Linked DNA regions of Homo sapiens: regions 1, 2 and 4 are each linked to region 3. Evidence: read pairs that join two places in POLR2A ChIA-PET (ENCODE). Cell type or tissue: GM12878. All regions are shown on one strand. Links, peaks and the distances in the headings refer to the core of each region. The heading gives the core; the rest is flanking DNA. Region 1 overlaps LOC105374928 (a long non-coding RNA gene). Region 2 overlaps LOC105374928 (a long non-coding RNA gene). Region 3 has its middle 150 kb from the start of NEDD9. Region 4 has its middle 43 kb from the start of NEDD9.

The links. ChIA-PET counts read pairs that join two places held together with the same protein. Peaks named below come from ENCODE experiments on the same cell type or tissue, not always from the same donor. Only the 100,000 strongest peaks of a DNase experiment are listed, where the experiment ranks them.
Region 1: POLR2A ChIA-PET joins it to region 3 with 22 read pairs; 4 of 35 experiments call an interaction of 5 or more read pairs at or near these places.
Region 2: POLR2A ChIA-PET joins it to region 3 with 91 read pairs; 4 of 35 experiments call an interaction of 5 or more read pairs at or near these places.
Region 4: POLR2A ChIA-PET joins it to region 3 with 52 read pairs; 7 of 35 experiments call an interaction of 5 or more read pairs at or near these places.

Annotation. Positions count from the first base shown.
Region 1 is chr6:11,464,156-11,471,930 of GRCh38, reverse strand. All of the region lies in intron 1 of LOC105374928 (a long non-coding RNA gene), which reads right to left. Among named protein-coding and RNA genes, the nearest start is that of TMEM170B, 70 kb to the left of the region's middle. In GM12878, for the core only: no CTCF peak of the experiment used is centred there; a DNase peak (open chromatin) is centred at 4,400; H3K27ac peaks cover 2,754 bases.
Region 2 is chr6:11,454,576-11,462,350 of GRCh38, reverse strand. All of the region lies in intron 1 of LOC105374928 (a long non-coding RNA gene), which reads right to left. Among named protein-coding and RNA genes, the nearest start is that of TMEM170B, 79 kb to the left of the region's middle. RefSeq lists an enhancer at 1,940-2,129. In GM12878, for the core only: a CTCF peak has its summit at 1,800 (motif pointing right); DNase peaks (open chromatin) are centred at 880, 1,370, 2,100 and 3,150; H3K4me3 peaks cover 1,437 bases; H3K27ac peaks cover 3,941 bases.
Region 3 is chr6:11,378,540-11,386,314 of GRCh38, reverse strand. It overlaps a transcript of NEDD9 not described here. Among named protein-coding and RNA genes, the nearest start is that of NEDD9, 150 kb to the right of the region's middle. RefSeq lists an enhancer at 4,096-4,295. In GM12878, for the core only: no CTCF peak of the experiment used is centred there; a DNase peak (open chromatin) is centred at 3,974; H3K4me3 peaks cover 3,956 bases; H3K27ac peaks cover 3,452 bases.
Region 4 is chr6:11,271,602-11,279,376 of GRCh38, reverse strand. It overlaps a transcript of NEDD9 not described here. Among named protein-coding and RNA genes, the nearest start is that of NEDD9, 43 kb to the right of the region's middle. RefSeq lists enhancers at 1,460-1,559, 1,570-1,619, 1,720-1,789 and a silencer at 1,687-1,981. In GM12878, for the core only: no CTCF peak of the experiment used is centred there; DNase peaks (open chromatin) are centred at 1,606, 2,076 and 3,586; H3K27ac peaks cover 2,931 bases.

The DNA of each region.
Region 1 (7,775 bases), core at 2,493-7,492, 85 kb before region 3:
TAGTGAAGTTGCAAAACCTGGGTACCTGAAAAACTATGTACAGAGAGGAACAAAACATATAATGTTCCCTAGTATCTTTAGCCTCTGTTGACTGGGAAGGCAGAACTGGAGTTTAGAGAAACCTCAACATACAGGAATGGGAGTCCAGTCACTCTTTAACACACAAGCCAGCAAGCACGTCTCACATGGGGATGACATTGGCTGTGTCTCTGAGTATACAACATTTGTTCCCCTCTTCACTACTTCACTTAATGATCACAAATAAGCTGTGTGCTGCAGTGTGGATTAATTCCTTTGATTTAAACAGGTTGCAAAGAGTCTACAGTGAGAGCAAGACTTCCTTTATTCAGGGTTAGCCTGGTCCCCAGCACAAGGAATCAGCTTCTCAATGAGTTCAATTGTCTCTGGGGTTTCTGTCCATGTCCCGGAAAAGCTGTGCTCTTTAAAAGACCAAAGAAGATGATGGACGAAGTGATCTGCTGTGTTTGCCTCTTGGGGAAATCACGAGTCCATGGGAATAGAGTTGGGATATCCCTTCCTGTGGTTCTTCGGTTGTAACATTAAAATTTCCCCCCTCCCAGTCAGGTCTATGTGTCAGAAGTTTTCCAGTTCTACCAAGGCCAAGAACAAATGGACAGACAAGATGAATGAGTTGATATGAAATGTTCTCTACGCCATTACATTGGGGCCCAAAGGTTGAGTCTGCTGAATAAATTTAAAAGATAGCATGGGCAGGGTACAGTGACACACTGTCTTTAAAAAAGACAAAAACAAAAAATAGTATGATATTTGTAAGTAAAAAATACTTTCAGTACTCACAGTGAATTTTTTTTATGGTTCAAATGAAAAATATTGGCGCGGTGGCTCATGCCTGTAATCCCAGCACTTTGGGAGCCTGAGGCGGGTGGATCACGAGGTCAGTTCGAGACCAGCCTGCCCAACATGGTGAAACCCTGCCTCAACTAATAATACAAAAATTAGCCGGGCGTGGTGGTGTGCGTCTGTAATCCCAGCTACTCAGGAGGCTGAGGCAGGAGAATCACTCAAACCTGGGAGGCAGAGGTTGCAGTGAGCCAAGATCATGCCACTGCACTCCAGCCTGGGCAACATAGTGAGACTCCGTCTCAAGAAAAAAAAAAAAAAAAAGGAAAAAGAAAAATATTATAACAGCTTAGAGTTAGAGCTTAGAGTTAGTCTCAGAAAATTAAGAAGGTTCTCATTTGAGAAGCAAAAGTTCACTATTACTGGAGTGAATTGAAAATCAGAGAGTTAATAAAACTGTCTTCTTGGAGACTTCAATGTATTAAATAACATTTAAACATCATTTGTAGGCCGTGTGCAGTGGCTTACACCTGTAATCCTAGTACTTTGGGAAGCTGAGGCGGGTGAATCACCTGAGGTCAGGAGTTCGAGACCAGCCTGGCCAACGTGGTGAAACCCCGTCTCTACTAAAAATACAAAAATTAGCCAGGTGTGGCAGTGGGTGCCTATAATCCCAGCTACTCAGAAGGCTGAGGCAGGAGAATAGCTTGAACCTGGGTGGGCGGAGGTTGCAGTGAGCCAAGATGATACCACTTCACTCCAGCCTGGGCAAAACAGCAAAATTCTACCTCAAAAAATAAAAATAAAAAATAAACATCATTTGTAGGTTTTTTAAATCCCCAAATTCTTTCCTGTGTCACCCAAGCCACCTGCCGACCTGATCCTTAAGGTTTTTAAGCAGTAAAGCCTTTCTCTGTTTCATAAGTTGGGTGGCCCCAGTGCTCCCCATTTCTCCCTCACACATGTGCTCTTCGCAGAAACATGCAGATGTCCTACATCCACACCCATACGGTTGGCCTGTCCATGGCCTGGGTCTAAAAGAAACCCCGGCTTTTAAGGTTGCTGTTTTCTTTTTCCTTTAAATCATTGTATTAATGTTGACTCCAAAGCCCAAACAAATATGATGCCAGGGAGAGGCACAGCAGGGCCATATGAAGGGATTAGATTTCTTTAAATTACAAAAACAGTAAGAGCAGGAGGACTTTAAAGTCAACATTTAATATTGAGCCATGCTCATGTTTTTGCTCCTTGGCTTAAAAAAACAATATTGCCAGAGTTGACTACAAAGCTCCTTAGCAATGTCTGACACAGCTGAGAGAGGTGTGCAAACACCAAGTAGCATCTAAAGAAGGGTCCCCTGCCCTTTGTATCTTGGCCAAGGCTGGAAGTTCTGAGACTCTTGAGAATAATGTTTATGCTCTTCACTCATAGGAAAATAAAGAATAGTGTATTAAATGATATTTTTATTTATTAGTTTTTTTAAAGGTTGTCTTAGTCCATTTGCATTGCTATAATGGAATGCCTGGGGCTGGGTAATTCATAAAGAAAAGAGATTTATTTGGCTCATGGTTCTGCAGGTTATACAGGAAGCACGGTACCAGCATCTGCTCAGCTTCTGGTGAAGTCCTCATGAAGTTTCTACTCATGGTGGAAGGTGAAGGGGGAGAAAATAAGTCACAGGACAAGAGAGGAGGAGGCCAAAGAGAGGGGAAGGAGGCAGCAGACTTAACAACCAGATCTTGCAGGAGCCAAGAGTAAGAACTCACTCCATCTTGTCAGAATGGCATCAAACTGTCCCGAGGAATCCACCTCATGACCCAAACACCTCCCACCAGGCCCCACCTGCAACACTGGGGATCACATGTCAACATGAGACTTGGAGGGGACAAACATTCAAGCTACATCAAAGATTCACTATTCTGAACAAAAAAAAAAAATGAGGATAAGTGAATAGATCTGCCACCAAAACCCTACCCGCAAAATTGTCTCTGAACTATTTAGTCCCAGAAGCAGCAACATCAGCATCACTCAGGAAGTTGTAAGAAATGCAGATTCTCAGGCCCCTGCCTGGACTTGCTGAATCAGAAACTCTAGGGGTGGGGCCCAGAAACAGGTGCTTTAACAAGCCCTCCAGGTGGCTCTGAGGCAAGCCCGAGGCTGAGCACTGTTAGTCTCACGCAATTCACTACGTGAAAGACTGGAAGTGTCTGCATGTAAGCCAACCATAAGGCACTGCTTCATTGCTTACTGATGAGAGATGAACCAATAGGATCTCAGAGAACCTGACCCATATTATTAGCATTTTGTTTGTTTGTTGTTTTTGTTTAATTGAGACAGAGTCTCGCTCTTGTTGCCCAGGCTGGAGTGCAATGGCGCGATCTTGGCTCACTGCAACCTCCGTCTCCCAGGTTCAAGCAATTCTCCTGCTTCAGCCTCCCAGGTAGCTGGGATCACAGGCATGTGCCAGCATGCGCAACTAATTTTGTATTTTCAGTAGAGACAGGGTTTCATCATGTTGGTCAGGCTGGTCTCGAACTCCTGACCTCATGTGATCCACCCATCTTGGCCTCCCAAAGTGCTGGGATTACAAGCATGAGACACCGCGCTGGCCTAACATTTTTGTTTTCATGCCAGAGGAAAAAGAATCAGGTGGAGATGAATACACTGTTTCATTATGTTGTTTTCAGCCAAGGCCCATTGGTGTAAAATATATAAAATCAACTGGGTGTCAAAAAAAGGTAAAAAAACAAACCCACTTAGATGATCTTTTTTTTCTTTGCAATAGGAAATATAACATATTTAATTTTCTTTCTCTTTTTCAGTTAACTGTGAGAAACATAAGACAAAGCCAGGAAAGATAACTCAGTTTTCTATCATGGTTAATTAAGAGAGGCAACAGGTTTTACAAGAGTGCTGATTTTCTTGAAGGGCAAAGACTTTCATTCTATCTCTTTAGTATTCAGCCCACTCCTTAGTTTGAAATAGGTGTCCAATAAACATTCACTGAAATTATGGCAAAAGGTAAATAAGAGCAAGGAAAGAAGTACAAAGACAAAACATAGAAAAACAGCCCAGAGAGAAATATAAACATGAGATAAAGAAAAAAAATGATAGAAACATATACAGAGAGAAAGAAGACAACAAGGGGAAAAGAAAGGAAAAAATGACAGAGGTTAAAAGCAAAGAGATGACACCTTGAGATGCAAAGGACTAAACCGATTTATAAATTATAGGGACAAGGCTCACGAACTTCCAGTTCAATAATCTAGCTAAGGAATGCAACATTTCCCCTTTGAAAAATTATTTCTGAAAACCCTTGTCCCAAAATACTGGCCAATGTCAAAGCCCAAGAAGTAGATTTTTAGGGGCTTTCCCTACTGGGAGAAGCACCTTTTGTCAAATGGAGATACTGGATCTACAATGAGTTGCTGTCCCAGGGTGCTCAAACCAAGGAGGGTGAATAGCTATGAGAAATGGGGCAGATTCTTGTATGAAGAGAAGAGGGGAAGGAGATCTTGGTTCTTTTAAAATATTCCACTTTGCAGAGAATATTTCTCAGAGTTTCAGCTGCAGCTGTTTCACAGACATGTAAGCATGGGAAACATGGCTCAGTGGACCAAAGTCTGTGAATTCTCACCTTGAACCACAATTCACTGCTAACTTCTCAACCAGTCACTATCCTATCTCATGCTTAGTTTTGTCTCTAAAATGGGAATAGACTAATATTATAAGGTGCAGAATAACCAACAAAATTGTTCCTGAGAACTTAAAGATGCAAACAGTAATTACCTTTTAAAATTTGTGAATAGTGTTTTATAGCAGTAACCTAATAGTTCAAGAGTGATTGTGGGCAGGGTTGGCCTAAGGGAAAAATATGATTTGATGTAAATGTTGACAGCAGACATCCAGTCACTCCAAAGAAGGGATATGATTGTTCAAGAAAAGATAATCAGGGCCGGGCGTGGTGGCTCATGCCTGTAATCCCAGCACTTTTGGGAGGCCGAGGCCGGCGGATCACTGGGTCAAGAGATCAACACCCTCCTGGCCAACATGGTAAAACCCCGTGTCTACCAAAAATACAAAAAAAATTAGCTAGGCATGGTGGCACACTCTTGTAGTCCCAGCTACTTGGGAGGCTGAGGCAGAAGAATCACTTGAACCTGGGAGGCAGAGGTTGCAGTGAGCCGAGATCATGCCACTGCACTCCAGCCTGGCAACAGAGCAAGACTCCGTCTCAAAAAAAGAAAGAAAGGAAGAAAGAGAAAGAAAGAAAGAAAAGATATCAGAAAGCACAAACTACCATAATACGCAAAAAGAGCCAGGTCTTAAAAGTTATAGGACTTCATCTGTTTCCAGGTAAGGGAAGTTTTTCCAGTTAACACTTTCATTCAGTAAAGCACCAACCCTCCATGCAGCGTCACTGGAGGCTGGACATGCATTTTGCCATCTGGAAATCAACAACAGAGTCCAATAAGGTTAAACAACCCACACTTCCATTCCTACCTTTCACACTCAATCAAATGTCCTTATCTCTCTGTAGGCTAGAACTTCAAATAATGTGGATAACAAGGTATTTCGTGCACAAATGGAAAATAGAATCCATCTTACAGACAGTTCCATAGCTTCTTAAGCTTGTTTGAACTTGCCATTCTTTTGATATTTAATGGAAATCAATCCCTAAACATCATACAGAGGAAACAAATTAAAGAGTTAAACTTTTTGCTCAAAGAAAAACATTACAAAGAAAAGAGGGGTAATAGTGAGAAACAACATGGAAATATTTGTTGTCTATACATGTATGGAGATGTAAGTCTCCACATAAAGATATATGCTATCCTTCAATCTCTATGAAGAAACTTCTTCTCTACCTTCCTTTTAAGAGTGGCAGATCTGGGCTGGGCGCAGTGGCTCACGCCTGTAATCCCAGCACTTTGGGAGGCCGAGGCGGGCAGATCACGAGTTCAGGAGATAGAGACCATCCTGGCTAACACGGTGAAACCCCGTCTCTACCAAAAATATAAAAATTAGCTGGGCATGGTGGTGCGTGCCTGTAATCCCAGCTACTCAGGAGGCTGAGGCAGAAGAATTGCTTGAACCCGGGAGGTGGAGGTTGCAGTGAGCTGAGATTGTGCCACTGCACTCCAGCCTGGGGGAACAGAGCCAGAACCCGTCTCAAAAAAAAAAAGTGGCAGATCTGAATTTCTGTGCATCTCACATTGGCCCTTTGGTGGCTTACTGTGTATATCTTCAAAGCAAAGAGTACTGGGGCAATGGGAAGACATTTTTCCTTGTGCAACACTATCCTAACAAGTGTGGTTATTATTGAATCAACTTATCTAACTGGACAAATAATATCTAAGCTTCCATGTGAGTATTATTTTATCAAAAAAATGTACTTATAGCATTTTCTATTGATTAGATTGTTACACTATTTTTTAAAAATAAAAAGAAAAGGCAAGACTTTGATTATGTGGCTGCTAAAACATAACAATGACCTTGGGTGAAGCCTGAGAGACAGCACTTCCCTTGCTGACTTATGACAAATATTCAAAGGCATGGAATTCTAGGGCAAGGAAAAGACAACGTAGATTTAGCCCATTAACAAAGTCCCTATCTTGTCATTTAAAGCTCTTTCTCCACTTGAAGAAAATACAAGGTTGATTTTACTAGGACCTGTTGTTAGGTTTCCAACATCACGTGTCTCTTGCATTTGTGAACAGATTCTGGCAGAACACAAGAGAGGAGGCAATTAAAATGTTAAGTTCCGTGTACACAAGAAAAATAAAGTGGTATAAGTGTTCATATTTAATGGCAATCATTTAAAAAAGTGTTTATGCAACATATGCCTTTATGAAAACATATTTCTGTTTTGTTTTTTTGTTTTTGTTTTTTTGAGGCGGAATCTCGCTCTGTCACCAGGCTGGAGTGCAATGGCGCGATCTCAGCTCACTGCAACTTCCTATTCCCTGGTTCAGGTGATCCTCCTGCCTCAGCCTCCCGAGTAGCTGGGATTATAGGCACGAGCCACCATGCACAGCTAATTTTTGTATTTTTAGTAGAGACAGAGTTTCACCATGTTGGCCAGGATGGTGTCATCTCCTGACCTCGTGATCTGCCTGCCTTGGCCTCCCAAAGTGCTGGGATTACAAGCATGAGCCACCACACCCAGCCAACATATTTCTGTTTTTTGAGATCACATTCTTCTCTTGCCCCAAAAGAGTGAAGAGAACTAACATTTATTGAGTACCTACTATAAGCTAAGCACTTGACAACATTATTTTCTTAATTTTCCACAACTGAGTTAAGTGGATGTTATTATTCTCATTTTCACATAAGGAAACTGAAGCCAAGAGGATAAAAACTTGGTCAGTGTTATCAAATAGCTGCTGGCCGAGCTGGGATTCCAATTAGTTGTGTGCAACTTGAAAACCAGAGGACTTTCTATTTTATGCTGTTGCACCATTTTTTTTTAAATTTTATTATTATTATACTTTAAGTTTTAGGGTACATGTGCACAATGTGCAGGTTAGTTACATATGTATACATGTGCCATGCTGGTGTGTTGCACCCATTAACTCGTCATTTAGCATTAGGTATATCTCCTAATGCTATCCCTCCCCCCTCCCCCCACCCCACAACAGTCCCCAGAGTGTGATGTTCCCCTTCCTGCGTCCATGTGTTCTCATTGTTCAATTCCCACCTATGAGTGAGAACATGCAGTGCTTGGTTTTTTGTCCTTGCGATAGTTTACTGAGAATGATGATTTCCAGTTTCATCCATGTCCCTACAAAGGACCTGAACTCATTTTTTATGGCTGCATAATATTCCATGGTGTATATGTGCCACATTTTCTTAATCCAGTCTATCATTGTTGGACATTTGGGTTGGTTCCAAGTCTTTGCTATTGTGAATAGTGCCGCAATAAACATACGTGTGTTGCACCATTCTTTAAC
Region 2 (7,775 bases), core at 273-5,272, 77 kb before region 3:
AGCTCTGCCTCCCGGGTTCACACCATTCTCCTGCCTCAGCCTCCCGAGTAGCTGGGACTACAGGTGCCTGCCACCACGCCTGGCTAATTCTTTTGTATTTTTAGTAGAGACGGGGTTTCACTGTGTTAGCCAGGATGGTCTGGATCTCCTGACCTCGTGATCCGCCTGCCTCAGCCTCCCAAAGTGCTGGGATTACAGGCGTGAGCCACAACGCCCAGCCTATCAATTCTTTCAAAGTGTGTTTAAATTACACTAGTATGTGTGAGTTGCAGATCTTTCATGTTTTCCAGGTGGGAGGGAGAAGGAGAGAGGACAAACATTTCATGTTTCAACACAAATGAGTCTCCTTCAAGTCCAGTGTATTAATTAACAACTGGTTATCCTTAAAAATTGTAGTATAGTGTAAACAGGAATCTATTTATTTCACTAATTAATTCATTTATTTAGACATTAGCATGAATTCTTTATTCTTCCCTCTCTGACTACCTACACATTTCCACTCCCACACACACACGTGTGTGATAAAGTGTGTGTGCATAGTACATCCATCATATAGTACAAGGAAATGTAATTTGAAACAACGACAACTTACGCCACTAAAAGAGTAGACATTTTATCTCTGATACTTTTGACACCTACTATTACAGGCTTATTTCAAGAACACAATTTTCAAATACGTTGTAGTTGGCTCTACAAAAATCAAAATGCAAAATGACAGGTTTTTTTTTTTAACCCCAAATGTCTTATGATTCAAACCCTCTTGAACAGTGTAAGCCACTCTGAAGATCAAGTGCCACCCGTTACGGGAAAGGGTACAAAAGACCTTTGACCTGTCTGCTGCTGGGGAGTTTTGGCCACATCTGGGATTTCCATCAGCACTCACCTTCTTCGGCTCATGAAGAGGCCATGGCAGGTGTTGGTTAAAGAGGGGAAGTTGCTTTCAAAAGACTGAGATGAAAGAACTACTAGAATCAAATAGCTTACTGTAAAGACTGATTCTCTTTTGCACAGTCCTAAGAAATGACCTGTCCTTGGCCTTCCAAGATCTTGCTTCCAGAATATCAACCTGTCAGGACGGGAAAGAAGCAATAGCAGGTGAGACCATCTGAGGCGATCAGAGGGTCTTGATGGCAAAAACAAACTGACTCTATCCCTTTCCCAGACCCCAGACTCCCAGCTATGGTGGGACTAAGAATGCTGAATGCTGGTTCTCAGGCCAGTGAACCTAAGAAACTGAAGAGCACAAAAAGTGCTCTTGGCAGAAACTATTTTAATAGTGCTCGAAATACTTTTAATGAGAAGGGGAAGCAGGAACTTCAAATAAAGTTTCTCTTTTGCATTCCACCAAGAACAGATGTTTGCTTTATTCAAAGAAGTTTCATGGGGGTGATTTCATGCATAGCTAAGAGCAGCAGTAGGGTTTTTTAGCTGTTAGAGCTGGGGTTGATTTACATAATCAGGGTATTACCGCTCCTGTGGCTTTCTACCTATATGCTATTAAACATATGTGTGCTTATATCTGTGTGTGTATGTGTGTGTGTGTTCATAACGCTGGAATCAAGTAAAAGGTCCACCGTCATTTCCTCATCATTCTTGGGAATATTTACAGTATCAGGGCTGCTCTCTTATCCTCCAGCTGTAATAAAGGCAGCACTTTGTACAAAATATCTCATTTAATTTTTATGACAATCCCATGAAATAGGAATTACTGTCCCCACTACATAGATGGGAAGACCGATGCTTAAAGAGGTTGAATACACATGCTAAGGTAGCATAACCAGGAGGTGGCAGAGTTGGGATCTGAGCTGAGGAAGTCCAGGGCTCTCAATTACACTCCCACAAGATAAGGAGCATACATTGTACAGGCTGCACAAAGTCATGAAGAAATCTTGGGTAACCATCTGCAAGCCCATTTACTGATTTCCTCCCTTTAATAGGGCTGACCCACAAGCCCACACACTGTGGCATCCGCTCTCCGCTACCACTTCACCCTGTGTCTCTCTGCTTATGCTGATTTCCGTCCTTTCCAAGATTAGCATTTGGCCTGCCTTCTCTCTATGGCCTCACTGGCCAACCCTGTCAGCAATGTGCCCTGAATAATAGAATCAGGCATAAAGTCCTTGCCCATCTTTCCTAGTAGAAAGGGGATCCCTCCATGGACTTCTGGAGCTGTCCCATTTATGTAGCCATAGCTAACTGCCTAGTCTCTTCTTTCACCAGAGCTCCATGATACCACATCCTGTTGAAAATGACACAAGGAGGAAGAAAAAGTCCCTTTAGGTGGTAGTCATCAACTTTTCCTTTCCACCCCCTCCAGTATGTCTTCATTCTTTCTCTTTCAGCTCTTCAATTTACTGGATTTTTTAAGAGGCTGTGCTCTGTTGCTATGTTCCAGATAGGTAGGTAAGTAGGTAGACAGATTAGATAGATGGATAGATGAATAGATTAGATAAATAGTAGATACATAGATGAATAGATTAGGTAGATGAATAGATAGGTGGATAAATGAATATATTAGACACATGATAGATAAGATAGATAAATAGATTACATAAATAGATAAATAGAAGATAGATGAATGCATTACATAGCTAGATAGATAGGTAAATGGATGGATGGATGGATGGATGGATGGATGGATGGATGGATGGATGGATGGATAGATGTAGATGAATAGATGGATGGATAGGTGAGCAGATAGATAAATAGATAGATGCATATTCTTGGCTTGGGTTACCCCAGAAGCAACCTGAAATAAGAATTCACATGCAAGTAGGAAACACTAGTAGGGGAATAGAGAAGTGAGAAACAGGCAAGAGAAGAAAACCAACCAAAGGAGAATAATCAAGAAAGTTACCACTGAGGGCAAATGAAGCTGAATTCCACTGGGGAATTCTGAGAGACAGTGTAGAGCCTGCTACTCAAAGCGGACCATCATCATCATCATCATCATCATCATCATCATCATCATCATCATCTGAAGCTCTACCACAAATCCACTGAATCAGGATGTGAATTTTTAACAGGATCCCCAAATGATAAAGTTTGTAAAGTACTGAGGTAGAATATGCCTCAAAGTTAATCAGATGAAGGGGTGAGAAAACTGTGATAGTCATTACTAGCTTCCCCCTTAACACTGCTTGTGAGCTGTTTCTGAAGTTAATTCCCCTGCACTCCTGGCTTAGCCTTTGTATGAGCAGGGCATTCATGCCCCAGTGGTCAAAAAGGAAGTCCCCAGACAGAAAATCAAAGGTATTAGCAGGAAGCGGCCCTCAACATGCACAGCTATTACAAGTTCAGCTGTTAAATAGTTAATCTAAATATGATATTAAAACTGAGGTTAAATTATAATAATAAAAACAGCCACAACTCTAATGCTGATTCAAGGTTAAAGATGCATTAAATAGATTGAAATAAGCAGGATTTCATTTAGGCATTTATTCTCAAAAAAGCAGTTGATTTACCTAGTAGAAAAATAACCATTATCACAATTAACTTTAGGAAAATTCAATTAAGATTAATATTATTTTTTACTCAGTAGTTATTTCAGGCCCTCTCAAGCAGGCCATGAGTGAGATCATGAAATATGTTCCCATATTTCATTGACTTATTCTAATTCCTAATATTAACCCCCAGGAGGGGTGGGGAGGCACATGACTGAGGTTTTGCATTGCAAAGACAAACTATGTACTATATTTATTCTGGAGTACATTCACGATCTGAAATTATAGTGGAAAAAAAAAAGACTTGACTCCTATTATAATGCTAAACACTGGTAAAGACATTTGGAGAATATCCAGAAAAATCAGTGACTTCTCCCAGACACAATAGGCGCAATAAGGTAACTACACAAGAAAAGCAGTTTCCACAAAGATGTTAGTTCTGTTACCTCATACACGTATTCTAAAGGAGTACTGGAGTACTTTATAGCACACAAAGAAAAAATGTATTTCTTCAAAAAATTTTAAGATGCATTCAAAAAGTTTCTAAATCAGCTTGGAAAAAAATTAACAAACTAAGAACTTCTTAGAAACACTGAACTTAAAAGAAGTCCCCAAGAAGATTTTCAAGTTAAATATTAGGACTATAGAAAAGTATAAATCCAACATTTTTAGGCATGACAGGATATATTAATTGATGAGCACAAACTATACCTTCACACTTGAACTTCATGAAATATAATTGAAAAGAAAAATAAATGAGCTATATCCTTTCATAAATTTTTTGCTCGACAACACCAAATGAATTCTAAAATATTCTGAACATTATAGAATAAAATTATTGTTCATTTATTAACCAAATACCAAAATCAAAAAACTTTTGCTCAGTAAATGAAAAGTTAATGCATACAGCATATTCTTAACATACAGAATTAATAAAATCCTACTGAATAGTATTTTTTATATATATACTTTAAGTTTTAGGGTACATGTGCACAACGTGCAGGTTTGTTACGTAGGTATACATGTGCCATGTTGGTTTGCTGCACCCAGTAACCCGTCATTTACGTTAGGTATTTTTCCTAATGCTATCCCTCCCCTTCCCCCCGACCCCACGACAGGCCCCCCGGGTGTGATGTTCCCCACCCTGTGTCCAAGTGTGCTCATTGTTCAATTCCCACCTATGAGTGAGAACATGCGGTGTTTAGTTTTCTGTTCTTGTGACAGTTTGCTCAGAATGATGGTTTCCAGCTGCATCCATGTCCTTGCAAAGGACATGAACTCATGCTTTTTTATGGCTGCATAGTATTCCATGGTGTATATGTGCCACATTTTCTTAATCTAGTCTATCATTGATGGACATTTGGGTTGGTTCCAAGTTTTTGCTATTGTGAATAGTGCCGCAATAGACATACGTGTGCATATGTCTTTATAGTAGCATGATTTATAATCCTTTGGGCATATACCCAGTAATGGGATTGCTGGGTCAAATGATATTTCTAGTTTTAGATCCTTGAGGAATTGCCACAGTCTTCCACAATGGTTGAATTAGTTTACACTCCCACCAACAGTGTAAAACCTTTCCTATTTCTCTACATCCTCTCCAGCATCTGTTGTTTCCTGACTTTTTAATGATTGTCATTCTAACTGGTGTGAGATGGTATCTCAGTGTGGTTTTGATTTGCATTTCTCTGATGACCAGTGATTTTGAGCATTTTTTATGTGTCTGTTGGCTGCATAAATGTCTTCTTTTGAGAAGTGTCTGTTCATATCCTTTGCCCACTTTTTGATGGGGTCGTTTATTTCTTGTAAATTTGTTTAAGTCTGTTGATTCTGGATATCAGCCCTTTGTCAGATGGGTAGATTGCAAAAATTTTCTCACATTCTGTAGGTTGCCTGTTCACTCTGATGGTAATTTCTTTTGCCGCGCAGAAGCTCCTTAGTTTAATTAGATCCCATTTGTCTATTTTGGCTTTTGTTGCCATTGCTTTTGGTGTTTCAGTCATGAAGTCTTTGCCCATGCCTATGTCCTGAATGGTATTGCCTAGGTTTTCTTCTAGGGTTTTTATGGTTTTAGGTCTAACATTTAAGTCTTTAATCCATCTTGAATTAATTTTTGTATAAGGTGTAAAGAAGGGATCCAGTTTCAGCTTTCTACATATGGCTAACCAGTTTTCCCAGCACCATTTATTAAATAGGCAATCCTTTCCCCATTGCTTGTTTTTGTCAGGTTTGTCAAAGATCAGATGGTTGTAGATGTGTGGTGTTATTTCTGAGGTCTCTGTTCTGTTCCATTGGTCTATACATCTGTTTTGGTACCAGTACCATGCTGTTTTGGTTACTGTAGCCTTGTAGTATAGTTTGAAGTCAGGTAGTGTGATGCCTCCAGCTTTGTCCTTTTTGCTTAGGATTGTCTTGGCAATGTGGGCTCCTTTTTGGTTTCATATGAACTTTAAAGTCGTTGTTTCCAATTCTGTGAAGAAAGTAAGTCATTGGTAGCTTGATGGGGATGGCATTGAATCTATAAATTACCTTGGGCAGTATGGCCATTTTCATGATATTGATTCTTCCTATCCATGAGCATAGAATGTTCTTTCATTTGATTGCGTCCTCCTTTATTTTGTTGAGCAGTGGTTTGTAGTTCTCCTTGAAGAGGTCCTTCACATCCCTTGCAAGTTGGATTCCATGGTATTTTATTCTCTTTGTAACAATTGTGAATGGGAGTTCACTAGTGATTTGACTCTCTGTTATTGGTGTATAGGAATGCTTGTGATTTTTGCACATTGATTTTGTACCTGAGACTTTGCTGAAGTTGCTTATCAGCTTAAGGAGATTTTGGGCTGAGATGATGGGGTTTTCTATATATACAATCATGTCATCTGCAAACAGGGACAATTTGACTTCCTCTTTTCCTAAAGAAGTACCCTTTATTTCTTTCTCTTGCCTGATTGCCCTGGCCAGAACTTCCAACACTATGTAGGAGTGGTGAGAGAAGGCATCCTTGTCTTGTGCCAGTTTTCAAAGGGAATGCTTCCAGTTTTTGTCCATTCAGTATGATATTGGCTGTGGGTTTGTCATAAATAGCTCCTATTGTTTTGAGATATGTTCCATCAATACCTAGTTTATTGAGAGTTTTTAGCTGAAGTGCTGTTAAATTTTGCCAAAAGCCTTTTCGGCATCTATTGAGATAGTCATGTAGTTTTTGTCTTGGTTCTGTTTATGTGATGGATTATGTTTACTGATTTGCATATGTTGAACCAGCCTTGCATCCCAGGGATGAATCCAACTTGATTTTGTTGGATAAGCTTTTTGATGTGCTGCTGGATTCAGTTTGCCAGTATTTTTTTGAGGATTTTCACATCTATATTCATCAGGGATAGTAGTCTAAAATTCTCTTTTTTTGTTGTGTCTCTGCCAGGCTTTGGTATCAGGATGACGCTGGCCTCATAAAATGAGTTAGGTAGGATTCCCTCTTTTTCTATTGACTGGATTAGTTTCAGAAGGAATGGTACCAGCTCCTCTTTCTACCTCTGGTAGAATTTGGCTGTGAATCCATCTGGTCCTGGACTTTTTTTGGTGGTAGGCTATTAATTATTGCCTCAATTTCAGAGCCTGTTATTGGTCTATTCAGAGATTCAACTTCTTCCTGGTTTAGTCTTGGGAGGGTGTATGTGTCGAGGAATTTATCCATTTCTTCTAGATTTTCTAGTTTATTTGCAGAGAGGTGTTTATAGTATTCTCTGATGGTAGTTTGTATTTCTGTGGGATTGGTGGTGATATCCCCTTTATCATTTTTTATTGCATCTATTTGATTCTTCTCTCTTTTCTTCTTTATTCATCTTGCTAGCGGTCTATCTATTTTGTTAATCTTTTCAAAAAACCAGCTCCTGGATTCATTGATTTTTTTGAAGGATTTTTTGTGTCTCTATCTCCTTCAGTTCTGCTCTGATCTTAGTTATTTCTTGCCTTCTGCTAGCTTTTGAATGTGTTTGCTCTTGCTTCTCTAGTTCCTTTAATTGTGATGTTAGGGTGTCAATTTTAGATCTTTCCTGCTTTCTCTTGTGGGCATTTAGTGCTATAAATTTCCCTCTACACACTGCTCTAAATGTGTCCCAGAGATTCTGGTATGTTGTGTCTTTGTTCTCATTAGTTTCAAAGAACATCTTTATGTCTGACTTCATTTCGTTATGTACCCAGTAGTCATTCAGGAGCAGTTGTTCACTTTCCATGTAGTTGTGTGGTTTTGAGTGGGTTTATTAATCTTGAGTTCTAATTTGATTGCACTGTAGTCTGAGAGAGAGTTTGTTGTGATTTCTGTTCTTTTACATTTGCTGA
Region 3 (7,775 bases), core at 1,398-6,397:
AAACTAGGGCTGATGGGCAAAGACACTTTGGAGAACCTCATCTGCAATGTTAGTTCTTTACAAGATAAATTTATTACTTGTAGATTTTAAAATTTTATTTTAAAGTTATAGAGAAATTAGCACTAATTAAGTTTTACCAAGTATTTTTTGAGAAGTCAAAGATGGTTATTATGTAGTGGAAGGGTAGGCAAACAGGGTGTAAACCATGGAGAAATACGTGTTTGCAAGATGCCTAAATGCAATGAATGCTTCCAATAAGTCAGAATCTTTACAATTTGGCATCACTTCTGTCTTTAAAAGTGTTCAGTCTTTCTTCCTTTTGCTCTTCCAGGTGCCCGTGTTTTCTCAAACAGCTGTTCTATGACTAGAAGAATGGTTTCATCTTTGCCAATGTTGTTTGCCTCCTGCTAATATAAATTTAAAATGATAGCTCTTACTATCATTATTAATTGGGTGGTGATGCTTGAAGCTGTAATTCAAAGGACTGAAGAATGGACAGAGAATGGGGAACAGTATGGAAGAAATGGTGAAACTGCAGGGATCTTGAGGCATCCTGAAAGAGTTCCCATCATGAGACCTTACCCCAGGCATAACAGGAGGCAACAGCTAGGCTTAGAGCTTTTAGAACATGAGAAAGGTCTAGAAGGGATACCACAGGGGACCTGACAGACAGCAGGAGATGAGAAGGAAAATTCTTGAGCAGCAGAAGGGCCTCAGTTAAGATTATTGGGGAGAATTTGCAAGGAAACAAGTTGCCTTATTAACTTTCCCCAGTAAGTCTGGATAGCTCTGGTGCATGACATGGGTGGAAAATGGAAGAACAAGAGCAAGGAAATCTACATTATACACATTGCTGAAATAGGTCATGGAGTTCTGGCAATGTAGGAGGGCTAGAGAGCCCAGGACTTGGCTGAGGGACTGGGAGAATAGACAGGCAAAAGACAAAGGTGTCCTGTTAGGGGAGAGAGAAAAGGAGGTTTATAAGGGCAAGAGAGCAGAAGAGGAAGGTGAATAAGGCTCATTCTTCCATGCCTTCCAGACTATCATCTCTCTTAGGGGAGAAACTGATTCTCATTTCTTTTTTATTTATTTTAGCCCATGTTAAATAATGCTTTTAAGATCATGAATTAACTAATGAACAGAAACAGCTATCTTGCTGGCTTATCTCCCACTGAGCTACAGGTTTCTGGAGGGTGTCCTGTGGAGCGAGGTATCGAGAATGCCCAGGAAAGCTCAGGAGACTTCGCAGGTATGCGATAGTTAATGAATGGGAAAAAATGAACGGGATCTTTTTGAGCTCTGATTTCCTCATCTAAAAATGAAAACCACAAGACAAACTCCCATTCCCAAGAAGGGAGGAGGCATCCATTATAATTCTAGACAACTTTGTTCTTAAAATTTGCCAGACCAGCCCTTGAGCATTTTCATTTAAATTCCTCAGTGGGCAGTTGATTCCCCATGGCTCATACTGTCTTCCATCGTGGAGGGGAATGAGTCAAGCAAATGGAATCATAAATAGACACATGTGCATGCGTGCACACATGCACACACACATGTGCACACACTTTGGCCATAGATTTCTCAACCTTTGAGTCTTCTCAAATTCTCCTTACTTTTCCTTCCCCCATCCTCATCCTCCACTCCATACAACAGCTGCTCCTTGGACCAGACCTCCATAACAAATTCAAAACAGTTGCCTGGGGTTTGGCTACTGCTTCACAGGTAGTTATAAAGCATTTTGTGGTGCAAGCTAAGATTCCAGCTAACTGAGATGGCATGAAGGAGCTAATTAAAGCAGTCAAGAAGCTGGTTTAAATGAAGATGAAAATGTAAGCCCTGTCCTCAATGGATAGAGTGATTAGAAATTAAAGTTGTTTGTTTTTTGTCAGAATCATCTGTGGTTTGCCAAAATGTTGACATGCAGCATAACCTGCTACTAATCAAAAAGAAAATAAACCAAAGAAGAAGAAGAAAATCTAACACTGTAAGTAGGAAAACAGACATAGAAAACCGGCATCTTTGCAAATGGGAAAAATATTTAACTTGTTTTTCTAAAATAAGTCTGATCTGTTTTTGGACAAAGTCTCAGTTCCTGAGTTTGCCTTGAAGGACATGCTCGCTCGCTCTCTGTTCTGAAAAACTCAGCAGTGGGAGGTCCAGGCAGCTGGAAGTGGGAAATGAAGCCATAGGATGAAGATGAAAAAACAGAGTTCAGGATAATAAGGTTGTCAGTCTCAAGTATTTTATGTAAAAGGAGCCCAAGCTTAGCATTTTTAATATCTCTAGAGTGTAACTGACTTATGCAGACAATTTGATGGCATTAATATTCAAGTCATACTACAAAATTATTAATTATGTTTTCTAAAGTTTGTACATTTAAAGTTATACTAATTAAATGCCTGATGAAGAAAATAATTCCTTACCTGATACGGTATAAGGGGAAAAGCATAAAAGGACGTTTTGATAAAACATGTACTATCCAGACTTCTCTACCTCCATCAATTTATTATAAACACTCTGTATTATAAAATAAAAACTTCAGAGTAGAATAATTCTAGCTCAAATCTGGAATGATGTGGATACATAGCATGTACTCAAGAATGGTTTTGTAAGGAGAAAGAAAGAGAGGAAAGAAGAATAAAAGCATACCTTGCTGAATATTGTTAATTGCACTTAACAGGTACAATATATGTATACAATATATACAATATATGATGATTAATATCGATGTTCTTGTCATTGATTTCTTCATAAGACCCAGTGTACATGGCACTGAGCTGAGTGTTTATTGCTTTAAGTGTGGCACCTTTGTATGAGCAGAATATTCTTTAGCAAGATTTGAACCAGCTCAAACATTTAAAAATAAATGAATTTCAGAGAAGTCTTACAGAAAATTAAAACAAAACAAAACAAAACAAACAACAACAACAACAACAAAAGAGATGCCACAAGAGTGCAACATACATGAGCTGAGTCTGATGGGTGGGACCAAGGGCAGCCCTTTCTTTGTCTTCATGATGGAGCAGGAAGGAGTTGAAGCAGAAACATCAAGCACCACAGGATCATTTGGGGAACATCCATTATCAAACCACCTCTCTCTCTTTCCTCTCAACCCTCTATGTCCCCAAGTCGTTTGCTAGGCATGAGCAAGGAGTGGAAAATGAGGAAGGGTAGGAAAATAGCAAAGATCTCAGCTGATAATAATACAAAGTTGCCACGAATGATCACGGCAAACACTTATATTGCGCTTACTCTATTTGTGCCAGGCATTCTTGGAGTGCTTTACATGTACTAATTCACTTAATTCTCACAACAATCCTGTGACTGTTCCCATTTTACAGATGAGGAGGCCGTGGCACAGAAAGGCCAGAAGTGTTTAAAGAGCAGAGCCATAATTCAAACCCAGGAGGCTTGTCTCAGAGCCACTTGTCTGCTACTTGAAAGCACAGAATGAAGAAGACAAAGGGTTTGGGCTTTCGAATTCCCTTCTACATACACAGATCTAGGCTTCCATACCACATTGTAAGTAGGAAACTCTCTGAGCACCTAGCCTCTAGCATGGTGTCTATTCCAGTGTACAAGCTCAATAAGTACTTGTCATAGGAAAGAATGTTTCATGTCAATTAATAGTGGAACCCTTTGCAACATACTGAGTCCATAAAACCATAAAATCCCAATTCAGTTGGCTTGGAAATAGCCTAACTTTTGCTTCAGTGCGGCCTAGGAGGGAGCTTATGCCACTTAGAAGAATACATTTTGACAAATTTCCTTGCAATACGAATTTAAAGATCACCTACCTTTCTAAAAATAGCAAAGAGGCCAGATGAGAACAAGCTTTCTTACCTGTCCCTAAACTACAAAGTGTCCTCAGCGAATCAGAAAGTATGACAGAGAAAAAAAAGAAGAAGCACAGAGAGGAAATGAACCAAGACAACATCACCTCACAGCAACCGGAAGGAAAAACACACACATACATATGCCACTCACATCCGACGTGTGTGGTTGCTCAGTAGGGAAATGCTTACAGCTGCCTCTAGAAGCAAGTCCGCTCGCTGCATGGAGAGGGAAACATGAGCATGCAGCAGGACTAGCTGTCACCTCCCGCCCGCCTGCCCAGAGAGGGCCAGAGCGTCGGGGAGGCAAGATGATCCACCAGCGGTTCCATCCTACACTTGGGTGAGTTCTCAGCCACTTGCTGTGGCCTGTGGGAGAGGAGGGACTCATTCAGGCTCCTACTTCCTGAGTTGGTGCCAGACATCTGGTGGTGTTTCCCCACTGTGAACACTCCTCAACTGGGGCAGGGAGGACCTCCACATGCCCCAGAAGAGGAATGAGTGACTCCCGGTCTCCAAGTTGACCTGGAGGTGCTGGTTTTAGTGCAACATTCAAACCAGCATGATTTCTACTTATGAAATTGTTCTGGGTAGATGCTTCCTGGTGTGTAAGTACATGGCCCCTCCCCTCTTCCTACTGTCGTCAGAGAGCTTACCTGACAGCAACTAAGCTTTTATTTTTCCTGAATTATTTCAGTACTTCAAAGTGTGGGCCGTCACTTATTCTTTATGGTGGATTAGAATCATTTACGTCCTTTTCAGCCTCTTTGGACATGAGTCCTGACTGGCGAGAAATGGTGACTGAGGATTGGATTCTGTGCGTGTCCTATCCCTGTAGTCATTAGGATCATCTCCAAGGGGCTGAGGACAAGTGACAGCACACTGTGTTCTCCCTGTCCATAGTGAGCCGCCCAAGAGCTCCACCCTTACTTTTCTCTATGTTTATTCTTTCACTTAGCCCATTCATTCATTTCTTCCTTCATTCATTCATTCAATTGCCTTTCTTCCACCAAGGACTTGAGGCAAATTTTTTATCTTGCTGAAATTTTTTCAAAATGAAGACCATCTGTAATCATAAAGGGGACAATCGTTCTGAAAGGGTTATACATAATTCTAAGCTATGCAGAGATCGGCCACCAATCTTTTCCCTTTGCTTGTGTTGAGAAGTGAGAGTAGGCGCTCTAGTCATTTAAACTCCTGCATGGGGAGTCCCTCCTTCCCCTGCCCAGAAGCTGGTTTCCCACCCAGCATGGGGTGTGAAGAGCAATTGTCCATGACAGAATACTGGGAATCTGCCAAATAGTTTTCTTCTTTGTTTCTGTTTTCTTCCAAGCTTGGTTACTTTCGAGGACATTCCTGGTTCTAAGAATGCGGAAAGTGGAGTTGGTGGAAAAGAAAGGATGTGAAATCAGTGTTTAGCTAGCGCTCCACCATTTCTTGTTAATCGGTTAGTTTATTTAACAGCTATTTAGTGGCTGTCACTTTGTACGTCACCACTTAAACAAGATAGCTGGGCACGGTGGTGTATGCCTATAGTCCCGGCTATGCAGGAGGCTAAGGCGGGAGGATTGCTGGAGCCCAGGAGGTCGAGGCTGCAGTGAGCTATGATTGCACCACTGCACTGCAGCTTGGGTGACAGAGTGAGATCCTGTCTCAAGAAGAAGAAGAAGAAGAAGAAGAAGACGATGACTAGGAAGATATAAAAGCAGAGGTGTAGGAGAGGACAGGCTGTAAGGGTCACATGATGTAATTCCCGGTGCCTCTTCCTCTACACGTAAATAAGGGGAAAGAGCTATCTTGAATGGCTGTGGTAAGGATTAGATTGAATAGCAAACATTTAAGCATCTGGCAGAGAAGGGGTATCCGAAGTAGTCAGTGTCCTGCCTCCCTCCTCCAGGCCTCACTGTGACTGAGCTGGCTGCTGACAACCTGAGTCTTTATCTCATGACCTGAGAGCTTTCTCCAAGCCACACAGGGACAACTGTAATTGCCCAAAGGGCAGACGAAAATTCCCAGAAATGAACTCCTCAAAGGCTGTAAATATTCCAGCTCCCTCAGTCTTGAGTGGAATAATCTACACGGAATCAAGCTCCAGTTGCCCACAGTGGCGGGGCCCTTCATGGCTTCTCTCCTTCCCTGGATACTCCTTCACTCCCCATCAATGCTTCCTGGGATCATTTCTTAAACTACATGTCCTCGAACTCTGCATTGGGGTCTACTTCTGGGGGAACCCAAGCTAAGACCACCGGCCACCTACTACTGTAGGTACTTAAAGAGTTTAGTCGTCTGTTTTCCAATGATCAGCTCCATCTCCATTTGACCTTAGACTCTGAGTTTTGATTTCCCACATATCCATTCAAGGGTTGTAGTGGGGGAAGATCCTCCTCCTCCTCTTCTGGATTTGGCTTGGAGAAAGGGCACAGGCACAGCATGGAGAGCACCTTAGGCTTGACATGTCTCCATGCAAACCCGCACAGCACGAAGATGCGTCCTACTGCAAATGACCTTCACTTTGTCCTGCTTATCTGTCACCTTCACAACTCATTTGATGAAAATTTCTGAAGTGTGGAACACAAATAGGAGAATTTTATATAGCACAAGATACATAGATAGAGCATGAAATCACATTGAACCTGATCTTAAAGCTACTCTAACTCTTGGCTCCTTACTGTTTTAACAAGAGAAAGTCGATCTGAGGCTAGGAGCCATCAACAGGCACTGGTAGCTAGCTACAAATTAATAGCATGGCTTTATTTTCCTGTATTTGCTTTTTATGGTTACCTTATATTAAACCACAACGGCCTGTTTTTTTTTTAATTTGTAGGAATGGTATAAACATTTCTTTTAAAATATAAATCTTTAAGTTTTAAAAAAGTGAATTTATTATTACTATTATTATTTTTGAGACAAAGTCTCACTCTGTCACCCAGGCTAGAGTGCAGTGTGGCTCACTGCAACTTCTGCCTCCCAGGTTCAAGTGATTCTCTTGCCTCAGCCTCCCAAGTAGCTGGGATTGCAGGTGCCCACCATCACACCTGGCTAATTTTTGTGTTTTTAGTAGAGATGGGGTTTCACCATGTTGGCCAAGCTGGTCTCGAACTCCTGACCTCAGGTGACCCGCCCACCTTAGCCTCCCAAAGTGCTGGGATTACAGGCATGAGCCACTGCGCCCGGCCCAAAAGTGAGTTAATTTAAAGAAAAAAACGTTGCTGACAGTCCTGACAGCACACAGAATATGGCAAACCCTGGAAAATGGGGTTTGATTAAGAGAAGACTAGGAAAGCCCCACTAGAACGCAGGCTCCTCAAGGGCATGGCTGCATCTCCCAGTGCCTTCCACCCAGGGCCTGCCTGGCCTGTGCCACTGGGCTGGAATTGTATGGATTTTGGATATCCCAGGAAGCAGGGGTCCAAGCTGCCCTTGTTAGCTACAGGCTTTTTTGGTCTTCAAAATATACAACTTCACTTTGCCCACAGTGGCTCCCAAACGTCCCAGCAGTGATGCAGGGTAGTATAGACACCTAAAAATGGGTACAACACAAGCTCCATTGTATGGTAGTTCCACCCTAAGTAAGAATCCATGAGGCTCCGATGTAACTCAGCAATGTGAGCTGAGGGGACGGGTGGAGGTATTTCTTCATCTGCATTCCTTTTCACTTTTGCTTCAGATTAGAAGCTCTGGTTCGTGAAGGTCTGTAATTCACTTAACTAGAGGTCAATGAATGATAAATTTTTTTGAACAGCTACAAAACCCTCTACTTTCCAAGGAAAGTGATACATGAGGGTGAATAATTTAGATAAATTTAGCTTGAAAAAATTTTTAAATATTGTAACATTTTATACTACAAAAAAGTATATATAAGGTATCCATATATTCTAAATAATCATAGGAATAAAAACATAAATACACATCCACCTGTTACCCCACTACCCAACCCTGAAA
Region 4 (7,775 bases), core at 1,579-6,578, 110 kb after region 3:
TTGTCCAAGCACCCGCATTAGGGCCAAGAAATATGAAAATGTCATCTGTGAGCATGAATCAGGAGCAAGTGAACTTCTCATCTGCTGAAAGTCAGCAGGTGTGAGTATTCTGACAAACATCTGCAGTCCTGCAGCAATTCCTCATTTATTTGGCATCAACAGATCAGCTGGAAATATCATATTTTAAGTGAATCTTCCAGATAGCTCAAGTTCACCCTATTAAAGAATATCCTTAATGATGTAGCCTTTTAGGGTGAAGACAACTTTCCAAAAGGTATCTATTGCCTTTACTTCAATCAAGTATATTGACAATATTTCTATTTTTTAACTGGCTCAGAATAATGAGTATAATGTAATAATAAAAATAATAAGATGTCTGCAGACCTAGGGGTAGTTTGCCCAGACATTAAATGAACCCAGATCAGAACCTTTTTCCCCCTGCTTTTTTTTTTTAACTCTTTATCCTCCCTTTGTGTAGCTGTCAGCTGCTACTCTTTACTTACATCTCCCGACCTGTCCATCTGTAATCCCTGCCTTCTAGTAATTGCCGCTGTGGGCTAGGACAGTGGTTCTGAATGTTGGCAGCATGCTGAAATCTCCTGGGTCCCATCTCCAGAATTGTGTTTTCACTGGCCTAGGCAAGAGGACAGTTTGCAACTCCCCAGGTGACTGTGTTGAGTAGCCAAGGCTGAGAACCACTGAGATGGGAAATCCAGTATCTTATCTGTTAGAATTGTGCACAAAATAAGAGTTAATATGATCTGAGAGATTTTCCTACAAATAAGCTTTAGTGTATAAACCTTTGGCATGTATTTTGAGCTCTTCGAATCTGCAACTTTCTCATTCTTAGCTGTACCTCAGCAATGTGACCTCAAGCTAGGAGAGAGGTAGAAAGGACCAGTGGTTAAGTGTTTGGGGTCTAGAGCTCAATTACCTAGGTTCAAACCTCAACTCTGTGGCCTCGAGCAAGTATCTTAACCTTTTTGAACACCAGCCTCATCTATAAGTGTTGGAAGGACTCAGTGAGTCAGTGCACAGAGAGGGCTGGGGACAGGGTCTGGCACGTCACAACACTCAGCACAGTCAGCGTTACAGGCAGGGTCTGGCAGGGTACAGAATTCGCTTCAGATGAACAAGGAGGAGAGGCAGAGGTGCGAACTGGGAAAAGAGCGCAATTCAAGGCTACTGTGGTTCCCAGAGGCTGGCGAGTGAGAAGCTTGACTAGCCTGGACAGGAAGCGGGAGGGGAAGAAGATGTGTTATGAGATCCCAGGGAAAGCTGAGGCTGTGGAGAGAAGCAGGGAGGCAGCAGAGAGGAAGCACCCGACTCCCATTCTCCCTCCAGCCTCCGACCTCTTGCAGGAGCCTCCCTCCCGCTGGCTGGATCCAGTGAGAAGCCAGGGAGTGGAAAAGAAGTGGCCCTCAGGCTCAGCTTCTCAAGAGGCAAGGCAAGGCAAAGGAAGAAAGAGAATGAATCTGGGTGGGTGGGAGGCAGGCAAATGGAGAAGAACCAGCCGAGTTAGCTATTACTAATCATTCCGTAGCTGGGAAGTCACCAAAGAAAGTCCCTATTGCCCTAGAGTGGGTGAACGCTACACAACATCCGCTGTAGAATCAGAAAGAGAATTGCCCCTCAAGTTCCCACATGCTGGAAGAAATGTGCCTCCACCACAGACCTTTAGCACCAAACTGAGATGGTTCAACACTGCTATGGGCAAAAGTCCAATTTTTTAAGATGTCCTAGCCTCCTTGAGAATCTCAGGGCTGAGGGCAACGTGCCTCATCCCTGTGGACTAGTTCGCGCTGCTCTCTGAGCCTTTTCTCACCAGCTGGCCTCTGTCTCTTTTCCACCCCCTGCCCATGCCTGTCAGAACTCAGACCTCCTAGCTCACTTCCTTTGCTAATTGAAACACATTCCTGAGCCCCATTTGTAACATGCTTTGGAATTTCTTCCTCCACCACTTCCCCACCCCCAAACGCCACCTCTCTCTTCTCACTCATGAATGTTGACCTTTTGTCTAATAAAAGCTTCATTCTTCCAACCTCCCACTATTGACTTAAGTAGCCATTCTTGGCTGTGTTTACATTTGCTCTCCAAAACCATAGTCTCACTACCTATCAAGTACTCAGTGGTGTAAGTAGAGGCAGAAACCCTTTTCTTCCAGCAGCTTCCATTTTAAGTGTAAGGACAAGAGACATTGCTCAGAGTGGCTGGTGGCTTTCCCAGTGGATGTCTTTGCAGCGTGATAGTTCCGCCCCATGCTTTGCCACTGCACCATATTACAAATGAAAATTAGTCACTTCCAGATGCACCCCCCGGGCATCAGAGCCCTCTTGTACTGTGCTGGTACACTTGCTTCGCTGCCTTGGAAACTCTGCAGTGACTCTATTTTCATTTCCATCACTAGTTTGTTTGTTTGTTTGTTTGTTTGTTTCCAGATCCTGTAACCAAAGAGCTATTCCTTTGCCAGGATCTAATTGAACTATTCATCCTTGTTCCTCCATTATGTTCCTTCCAAATTCCTTTGAATCCCTCTTTCCCATCACATATGCATTATGCTATAATAATGGCCACTATTTGGCTCTGTTTTCCCTTGGAAGCCTGGCACATGTTACTACTGTGCTCTCCTGAGTAAAGAGAGAAGGTGGAACCAATCCTGTTCCCCTCTGGTACTCAGATGCCCTTCTGCAAAAGCATCAGAATCAGGGAACCAGGACCTCCAGAAAGAGCTGGGTTTGAAGTTAAAAAAAATCCTAATGAGGTTTGACTTGGCAGAATTTTAAGCACTGATTTGGGTTCAGGTGGGCCAAAAGCGTGAGTAGCAGCAACAGCAGCACCCTCTGTGTACCCACTCCCTGCAAACCCCTGTTCTAGGCCCTAGGAATTCCATCAATCCCTACCCTCAAGGAACTTACATTTTAGATAAGGAGAGAAGACTCAGCATGTGTGCGCGTGCGCACACACACGTGCACACACACATGCACGCACACACACACGTGCACAGGTGCACACACACGCATGCACACATACATGCACACACACACAGAGCCAATAATGCAGGCTAGCATAGAATGAATGCCAATTAAGTAGTAGCTAAATAATAATAATTAACTTGCATTTAAAAATCTGTAACACAGGCATTTCTCTTAATCAAGACTCATTTTCTCCCAGGTAATTTCCATTTTAATTGGTATTGGTGGAGGTTTTAATTAGATTTCTTAATCTATCTCTGTTTCTGTTTGCACAACTGAAAGATGTCTCCCACTTCCAAATCTAGCGTATTGTTTGAAATTTTGAATTTATGACATCTCCACAAATTTACTATAGATTGATCCATCAGTATCTAATGATGTCTTGAGATGATTTCTTATGATTAAAACACTTTAAAGTAGTGATTATCTAAAGTAGAATCTAACTTCCCGTTTGAGGAGGTTGAAACATGTGCTTCCTATCTTCGGTTCTCATTTTTTTTAATGTGGGTGCTGCTTTAGCAAAGCCAATAACTACAAGAACATCCTCCCCCAGTTTGAGTAGATGTGTCACCAGAAAAGCAAAAGTCCAATGCTGAGTGATTTGAGTGGCTTGGAAGAATTTCCCAGCTTGCAGCTTATACTGAACGAGCATTAATACAAGTAAACCATTAACTCATCAGTCACACCTGCTCTGTTTGCTCTGTGCTTGTTTCTATCCTAGCACCCTTGACAAAGTGCTGAGCTTGCTGCCTGTGGGCATGTCGGCCTCCTTGCTAGACCATTCACTAGCTGAGAACATGCAGGAGGTCTTTTAAAAAAAATTTTGTATATATATATATGTGTGTGTGTGTGTGTGTGTATGTATGTATTTTAATTGACAAATAAGAAATGCGTATATTTTATGATGTACAGCATGATCTTTTGAATGTTTGTGCAATGGCTAAATCAAGCTAATTAACATATGCATTAGCTGACATATATCATTTTTTTAGGGTAAAAATATTTAAAATCCACTCTCTTAGCAATTTTCGAGTATGCAATACTTTACTATTAACTATAGTCACCATGACACACAATAGATTCTCTGAACTTACTCCTCCTAACTGAAATTTTGTATCCTTTTACTAACATTTCCTCAATCCCTGTACCTCCTCTCCCCAACCTTAGCCTCTCATAACCACCTTTCTACTCTCTACTTCTATGAGTTCCACTTTTTTACAGCCTGCAAGTAAGTGAGATCGTGTTGTATTTGTCTTTCTGTGTCTGGTTTATTCCCCTGAGCAAAATGTCCTCCAGGTTCACCCATGTTGTCACAAATGCCAAGATGGCCTTTTTTGAGGATATGTAGTATTCTACTATCTATATGTCCTGCGTTTTCTTTATTCATCTACATTTATTCATTTATCCATTGGACACTTAGGTTGATTCCATAACTTGGCTCTTGTCAATGCTGCTACAATGAATATGGGGGTGCAGAGAGCTCTTTGACACACTGATTTCATTTCTTTAGATTTGTACCTAGAAGTGTGTATATATCTAGACCAGAATGGAATTGCTGGGTCATATGGTAGTCCTATTTTTAATTTTTTGAGGAATTTCCCTACTGTTTTTCATAAGGACTGTACTAGTGTACATTTTCCCCAGCCGTGTGTAAGGGTTCTTTTATTCACATCTTCACCAACACACATCATTGGTTTTTTCATGCTTTATTTTTTGGTAATAGCAATTCTAACAGGTCTGAGGTCATATATTATTGTGATGCAGTAGGTATTATTCAGCTTGGTACAGTGAGTACAGCAGAGAGTACAGTTCCCAACAGAGAGTACAGTGCTCTGTGCCCAGCAGGCCCAGAAGTGGATTAACGAGTTGATTGAATAACTGATTAGTGGGAAATAAGGAAAGCATTAATACTCCCAGAGAGCAAGGATAGACCTAGGGGTGCTTGTGAGAAACCAAGGTTGATCTACAGCATTCACAGCCTGGTGAAAGGGGCCCAGAGTGTGGCACCAGCTGTAGCCCTGTCTGCACTGAGGGCCAGGTGAGTGAGATGTGACTGGGTACCCCTTCCAGGTCCAGGGAAGAATCTGAAGAGTGGGGCCCACATCACCCTTCAGAACATAAGACATGGACACTCCCTGATCACAGGGACAGCCCAGGTCATTTAGCCCTATCCCATACCCCTTTATAACAAAATACTCTATTATTACTTCCGTAAAACTTGGAAATTGAGATATGTGCAAATGAGGGTATGTTCCAAAAAGCTCCTAACAAATACTAACTCCAATTCTCATCTGGTTCTTGGGCTTGACATAGAGAGGGAGAGAGAGTGGAAAAAGGATTTGGTCTCAAAACAACTTTTGGATTTTGCCTGGAAACAGTATCTCGTAGCATGTTCATTGCAGCCTTTGGCTGAATTCTTTCATTAGAAAGAGGAAAAGCACATTTGGATGTTGACGTGACATTCAGGTAGGCAACATTTCTTTGCTCGACTTGGGAAAATGCTAATGAAGAAGAAACCAATCCTATAAAAAGAGGTCAGAGTACGTCAAAGTACCTGTCCACCCCCATAGTCGTTTTCCTTAATCTTGACATCTGAATCACTTGCTGTCGGGTGAACACAGGAATTTTCCAGGGAACAATCTCATATTGAGTGAGGCTCTACTCACGGTTGCCCTACATGTCATGGGTGTCCATTTCGGCCTTCCATTGTATGAACAATGCCCAGGGTAATTCGGATCTTGATAACATTGACTCACAACCTCAAATAAATGAAGTCATATCAAGCCACTGGCAAGACGGAATCTGCCGGCCGGAAAGGGAGTAGAAGGCTAGACCACAGGCGGGGACTGTGTGGAGGGCAACACAGGTGAACGCACACAGATAGGCGCAGTCCCCGGCCGTTCGCACCTCAGCATCGGTGGCACTTGTCATGATTCAGGTTGCCCTTGCTTTCAGCAAATTCAACCCTTTTGAATGCTTGTTTTTATAGAAACTAAATTAGAGAGGGATTATTCATTTACAAACAAATTGTTCATTTTAACCAGAGTCTTAAGTAACTGATACCTCTGTGCTAGTTATAATTTTTTTAATCTCAACTTGGATACACATTTTCAAGAATATATCTATTAGGTAAAGTACACTCACATAAGGAAAAGTAGATGGTTAATTGCCTGGCTATTTAATTCCCAATATCATAATCTTGGACACTCCTTTCAATAAACCTTCACCTAGCCAATTCCCAAGAAATCACTTCCTCAAGTGAGTTAAACTGGGCAACGGTTAAGCAATAGGAGTGTCTTTTTTTCAGATGCCAGCACAGAGCCACTTGTCCCTGTTAATCACGAAGACTGGAAAACAAGCAGAGCTATGTGACGGATATATTCACCAGACCCTATCTCTGTGGGAGGCGGTGTTTTGGCACAGACAGGCTGATGATTTCAGGGTCAAGAGGGAAGTGATTAATCAAACTGGGAAGAAGACAGAGGAAAATCCAGCAAACAGCTATGAAGAACATATAAAAACAACAACCACCCAATATCTGTATGGGTAAACAACGCTCCGTTTGCACACTGGAGAATGCAATGAAGTGTGACCAGGATGAAGCCGAAAACAAAGAAATGATGCTTCCAACTGCGGCTCCCAGGCATGGCTTTTCTTTCTGCACCTTGGAGACTCCTCTGCAGCTCCATTCTCATCCCACACCTCCAGGGTCTGTGCACACCAAGGCAGGTGGAAGGGGAGGCAAGGAACTGAGCAATCTGAGGTTAGGTGGGGGAAAGGAAACACACCTTCTACTATTAGTGCAAAACGAGAATTTTCCCAGTTACCGATCTTGAAATAAATTCATCAGATGATAGCGTTCTCCTTCTTCTTTTGCCCCTTCTTTTGCTCACACATCCTACCTTAATTTGAAACATTGCAATGAAAGAGAAATGTAAAAAGCAAATCTAGACCAAGCTGCGTTCAAATGTGCATGTAGCCAGAAACCTTAAAAGTAGAAGGTGATCATTTTGTTTTGTTTGAATTTTTTAAAAAGTATAACATCTGTCAGGTACTGACTGTGAATTCTACATCTTGTACTGAGTCGCCCCTCTCTTCTATGGAACATTAGAAAGCAAGAGGAACTACCATTTGTGATAGACGAAGACAGATTTGCAGGTGGAGGGAGTGACAAGACCTGATTTGTTTTCTGCACATAATGAGTAATCCTTCAGACACAGAGATCCTCATCTGCAGCACGAGAGAAAAGGTAAACCAAGTCCCCAGGCTCAGCACCCATGGAAAGGAGCAGAGGGAGAGAGTCCTCTGAGTTGGCACACGAGTTCTGCACCGGGCTGTCCTTTGATATGACAGCTCTCTTCTGTGGTGGGGCCACCTAAGAAGTGCTTGGGAAAATATCTTGATAGGAGAACTAGACGGAAACATGCTTTCAGAGAAGGGATGTGTCTTGTTGCTTATTGTGGTTTTTCAATACATGAGCCTAGTTTACATAGCAGGGGCCCAAATGCAGCTCTGTATAATATTGTCATACTTCAGCTATGTGCGTGTTTATCATTTCTTTACCAACAACAGCTGGAGAAAATGGCTGAGATTGGAGAGGAGGGAGCAGAGGTAGAGAGGAAGTCAAAACCTTGGAATGGATGACATACCACTTCCCCAATGAATGAAGCTGCAGATTCAGCCACATGTAGTTGATGTCGCCATGTCAAGACTGCATTTTTCCTTCCAAACACAGAAGTATGGGGTAAACTTAATGCAGGACTATGAAGATGAAGCCATTGAGGCCCAAGACTTTATCTTGAT